2 separate regions of the Homo sapiens genome follow, and region 2 is linked to region 1. The links are chromatin loops, found by intact Hi-C in ENCODE. Cell type or tissue: A673. All regions are shown on one strand. Each heading gives the region's core, and the rest is flanking DNA. Links, peaks and the distances in the headings are about the cores only. Region 1 overlaps ADCY2 (adenylate cyclase 2). Region 2 holds the start of ADCY2 (adenylate cyclase 2).

Region 1 (2,802 bases), core at 239-2,738:
ACATACAGTCGGGAAACTTAAGTTGGCACCTCCCATCCATGGGCTACTTACCATGAATGAGTCTTCTGAGGCCTTTTATTTTAATTTGATCATTTTCAAACTAGGTCTAATATTTAATGTCTCTTATCTGTCTACCTCAAAGTACTAAAAATACTCATTTTGATCATGTCGATGGTTATACAGCAACTGTATAAGTCTCCATCCTTCCTATAATACTCTCTCTAGGGCTAGAGAGTTAGAGGGAAGAAGTGGGGCACCACATCTCAGCCATGAGCCCTCAAACCAGGAGAGCCAGATGTTCCAGCTCTGGGCAAAAACCCAGGAAGGCAATCCACGCATAGAATCAAACACACCTAGGTTAGAAGTCATTGGATATTATGCCTCTGAGTTTTTGCCAAGGACTAGTAAAAATGGTGTTTCATTTTAATTTATTTGCATTTTCCTGGCTGCTGGTGAGACTGGGTTTCTGTTTACACATTTACTGGCCATTTGGATTTCCTTGTCTTTGAAGTAAATTTTTCAATCTTCTTATCCATAGCATTGTTTTCCTTTTCAATTTGTAGAAGTTACATATTTAATAGGAATGTTTAACTTTTACTTTTAATATGTGTCACAAGTATATTTATCCAAGCTTGCCATTTTTCTTTTGCCTTTGTTTACAGTGGCATTCACTACTCAATTTAAACATGCGGTATGCACATATGGCTCTTTCTTCTTATTGCCTTTAGGTTTCAGTCTTGTTTAGAAAAGTATCTCCCATTGCCAATATTACAAAGAGGGTCGCCTAAATAGTTATTAGTGTATTTTTGCTTTTTAATTCAAATATAATTCATCTGGAATTCATTTTTAAATATTATGAAAACAGACTCTAGAAATGTTTTCTTTCAGATGGAAGCTGATATCGTTGGATGAATAAAAAAAGATTCTATAGTAAAAAAACTTTGTTATTAATAATGATGGGTGAACTAAATGAGGAATAGATTAAAATAGAATGTTTCAGCACCTATAGGCAAATAAAATATAATTCGATTGAAAGAAAATAAAATCTGGAGACATGGCAATGGAGACTCCCAGTGGGAAGACGTAATGCCCAGCAGTGCCCATTCTTTCCTACCTATTGTACTAGGGGAACTGGAAAAAAAAATGGTAAAATTTACAAAAAATAAAAAGTCTTGAGAATATATAAGAAAACTATAAGATAAGTAAAATAGTAAGGAAGACCTTCCTTCCGTGTAATGATAACATACTGTGAAATCAAGGTTGGTATTGATGCCAAAACAATCATCAGTTAACTGTTACCCTGTCAATAAACATAAACAGAGGAAAATTCTGAAGGAGAGAAGTTTTGGAATAAATTAAATTTGAACAAAAACTGGGCTTCATCTTGTACCAGGCAATGAAGAAAACCCTCCTTTAACTGTGTAGAACATGAAGCACCCCCCAGCCCACTACAGCACCTCTATTAAATAGTAATGAAGGATGACTTATTTCCTTCAGAAGACAAAACTTAAGGAAAAAGAGAATTCCTCCTGGGATTGTGCGATTTACCATGTTGTATGTGATAGAATGCATAGCTTGAGGTTTTATGTTACTCACGTTTTATAGGTAGATATTTTTGGCACCAAACCTTGTATATCTGAGAGATAAAATGCACATAGGTTTGGGGACCAATAGCAGGAGGGAGAGCTGTGGAAGCAGCTGCCCAGCGCCCTCTGGGGGATGAGCGCAAATCGAGGAAAACCTTGAAGGAGTGAAGTTTTAGAATGAAGTAAATTTGAACAAAAATTCTGGGCTTCATCTGGGACTAGGCAATGGAGAAAATCCTACTTTAATTATATAGAGCACCAAAGACACCCACACACAACCCACGCACAAAAGTACCTCTATATTATTTCAGTGTAAAGTGTGAAACTAGCTCATGAACAGGACATGTGACAAGAAAGTGAACTTGTCTTGCAGGAGTTTTAATTAAAGAGGTTGTTGGCTTGATCCTGGCCAAGGCCGTTCGCATGCAAACAGAAAAGGCGTGGAGTCTGGGATCTTCCTCTGCCAACCCCATGAGCGTATTCATTTCTCTCCTCCTGTAATGTCACACAGGACTTTGTTACCAACAGGGATGGAGCGTAGGAGAAAGAAGGAAAGGATAGGATGAGAAAAAAAAAATAGCCAAAATCTGCTAAAACTCACTCAAAAAGAAGAGACTGGGACTGTCCTTGTTATGGAATACTGACCCAAACAGATACATATCCATTCAAAAATATCCATTCAACATAGATTAGCTAAATGCCCCCAGGTCCTTTTTCAAGATGTTGGGGAAAGCTATACATACAAATGATAAAAACTCTGTTCTCATGACACATTCTAATTGGGGGAAGATGAGACAATAGACAAACGTGAAAAAAAAAATAACATGACAGAGTGTCACACTTCTGTAAGAAGAAAAGTAAAGCAGGAAACGCTATACAGAGCTGGAGAGAGGAGATGTAAAAGTGTCATTTGAGCTGAGAACTGAAGGATGCAGATACTTGGGTTAAGAGAACTCTAGGTACAAAGTGCAAGAAAACCAGTGTACAGTACAAGAAAAAGCAAGCCAGCCCTGAGATTGGAGAGGTGGACGTGGGTGGACCACAAATAGCTTGGGAAGTGTGTTAAAGGCGCTGACTTTTGCTCTGGGTTGATTTGAGAAGAATTATGAGTAAAAGAATGACATGGTCTGACTTTCATCCAATCTGGCACTGGTTACAGTGCCGAGATGAGACAGGTGGAGACAAGGACAGGGCCTCAAGGGCAGTTTAGAGGCCA
Region 2 (2,802 bases), core at 54-2,553, 200 kb before region 1:
GGTGGGGGCCGACACCGCCCCTGCACGGAGGCCGGCTGCGCGCGGGGCGGGGAGCGGCGGGCGGAGGGCCCCGTGGAACCCGCCCCCTCCCGCGCGGTGGCGGTGGCGGCGGCGGCGCCGGGAGCTGCCCCCGAGGCCGCCGCCCGGCCCCCGCCCGCGCGTCAGCGCGCCCAGCCCGGGGCGCCGAGCTCCGCCCGCGCCGGAGGCCCCTGCGCGCAGCTCCGGGTGCCGGCAGCCGGGCCGGCCGAGGCGGCGCGGGGGTGGGACGCGGGCGGCCGCGGCGAGCGGCGCTGCCCGGGCCGGGCGCGCACGGCGGGCGCCCTGTGAGCGGCCCCGATGTGGCAGGAGGCGATGCGGCGCCGCCGCTACCTGCGGGACCGCTCCGAGGAGGCGGCGGGCGGCGGAGACGGGCTGCCGCGGTCCCGGGACTGGCTCTACGAGTCCTACTACTGCATGAGCCAGCAGCACCCGCTCATCGTCTTCCTGCTGCTCATCGTCATGGGCTCCTGCCTCGCCCTGCTCGCCGTCTTCTTCGCGCTCGGGCTGGTGAGTGGCCTCCCCGCGGGTCCAGCGCCGCGCCTTCCCCGGCCCTGAGAGGAGCCCGGCCAGCCGAGCCGCGTCCCGCTCCGGGCTGCCCCTCGGCCCGCGGCAGCCCCTCGGCCCGCGGCAGCCCCTCGGCCCGCGGCTCCCTGCTTCTCCTGCTGGCCCGCGGCCCGGTGGACTCTGGCAAGGGCTGCGGGCGGGAGAAAAGTTTCCTGGGAAGGCTCTTCCCAAAATAAAGTTCCCGAGGTGTTCACCAGGTGGACGGGCAGGGCGTGTGCTTTTTGCATCTTTGCGCACCCGCTGGCAAACTCTGCGCTTTCCGCCGGGCACCGCTGCCCGCAGCGCTGGAATAGGTCTTCCCCGACTCAGCCCTGGGCTTCCTGGGCGAGTCGCTGTCTCCTGCCCGGTTCCACTGGCATGGCCCCACAGTTGGCATTTTAGTTGGGATTGGGCGTTATTCAACTCTGCAGAAAGCCTGCCTTGGGAAAGTGGTTAATGACAAGGAAAATGAAGAAGAAAAATTAAGTATACATCTTTGCCTTTAAATCTGTATGCATTTAGCTCTTTAGCCCGATAGACGGAAAGTGATGTGGTGTTGACTTGTGAATCAATCTTTCATCTCAGAGACTACAGTTAAGAAGCGTTTGGGACGGACGATTGCTTTCCCGTTTCTAAAGAAGTAACGTGTTTAGGGTTTTGGACAGGTTATTAAAGTGGATTTCATCACGAGGAGTATAATGCAGCTCAACAGCTGATGTCAGTTTTGCCAGTTTATATTTTTCAAGCAGAAATCCTTGGCTCGCTCCCTTGAAAAGTGAGGGGAAGTCTGTAGATGGCGATAACTTCCTGTTACTGATCTCTGAGTGTGTGGTTCAAACTTTTGCACTGCCTGTGACATGCATGTGCAGATTTTGTGCGAGGCATTGATTATCCACCAGTGAGTTTTTTTTTTTTTTTTTTTTTTTTTTTTAGTCAGTGGTTGATCTGTGAATGTGTCCACTGGGTGATGTATTTTGAGCTTAGAATATAAATATGTGCCTATATTTATATGTGTCCACCACCAAAGAAGTGGATTTTGCTTATATTTCACCATGCATAAAATAGCTGTCCTTGGTATTTGGCAATTTGTTTAGGATGTCCGGAGCCAGATGGTGTTCAAATGTTATGCATGGGAAGAATTGTTACCATCATGTTTTTAAAAAATAAAAAAATTCCCCCACACCACTCAATGGTAGCTGTCTACTGATTGAGTTCAATGAGGTAAGAATAGAAATAGAATGTAGGAGGCCATGAAGTCACAGATCACACACTGGCTCTTGTACTATCAAACCTAGAGCAGAGAGTAACTTTTGATCCCTGTAGTCTAGATAGGAGTCCGGAGAAACCCTCACTCTCTCCACATGTAACCAGCCTTCTATGCTCTCTGGAATGGCATTTTTATCTCTCTTTACTACTTTTAGGAACAAAAAGGACTTGGGGAGAGACTTCTGCTCAGTCTCATGGGCAAGCAGGATCTCTAAAGTCATCTACTTATTATTTTTTACTTGCCAGGAAGAAAAGAAACATCAGAGTTTTCCTTTGGAAATCTGTTCTGCTGGGGCATTTCAGCTTGTGATTCTCTTGAACCTGTAATTCAAACCTGCTCTGGCTTGTTCTCTTCTAAATGGAAAGGAGCAGGTGATGACCTATTTATAGCAGCATTAATATATTTAAAGACAAGTGTGAAATTCATGCTTCCTCTGCACACACCACTTTGTTTTCTGTGATGGAGAATTCTAATTTCTTAAACCTCATTGATAGAGATTCTTGAATGGGTCACTCAGAGATTTAGCATTATTGGGCTTAAAGCACCCTTCTTTGAATTGTCTTTGTTCTTTGTATTTGTGTGTCTATATTCAATTCCTTTATGTTCCATTTTGCTTGGTGCATATGTGTTAGTGGTACCCTTTTCAAAGCGTTTTCCACGCATCTTTACTTTTCCTTGATAAATCAATCATTTTAATGCTCCTCTTGCCTTCAGCTAAATCATTTTAAGCACAAAGTGGGCATTTCCCACAGCATGGCTGTCACCTATGGTGAGGTCCAGAGACAGTGAAATGAATCCTGTCCTTGGCCATACCTAATTCATGGTCTCATGTCTACTATGTGCACCCTTCAAAGAGATAAGCTGTGCAGAAATGTTCCAGAATCAGGGAGGGTTACTCAGTCTGATAGAAAAGCCACCTTCAGGCAGAGACCAGCTGCAGGACCAAGTCGGAA

The links. Peaks named below come from ENCODE experiments on the same cell type or tissue, not always from the same donor. Only the 100,000 strongest peaks of a DNase experiment are listed, where the experiment ranks them.
Region 2: it touches region 1 in a loop (8-fold over the local background); 1 of 110 quality-filtered maps calls a loop at or near these places.

What each region holds. Positions count from the first base shown.
Region 1 is chr5:7,591,409-7,594,210 of GRCh38, forward strand. All of the region lies in intron 3 of ADCY2 (adenylate cyclase 2), which reads left to right. Among named protein-coding and RNA genes, the nearest start is that of ADCY2, 200 kb to the left of the region's middle. In A673, for the core only: a CTCF peak has its summit at 1,711 (motif pointing left); no DNase peak of the experiment used is centred there.
Region 2 is chr5:7,395,961-7,398,762 of GRCh38, forward strand. It overlaps ADCY2 (adenylate cyclase 2), which reads left to right and starts at 178. Exons shown (of 25, transcript NM_020546.3): 1 at 178-546. The coding sequence starts at 337. RefSeq lists an enhancer at 1-259. In A673, for the core only: a CTCF peak has its summit at 1,372; no DNase peak of the experiment used is centred there; H3K4me3 peaks cover 748 bases; H3K27me3 peaks cover 2,184 bases.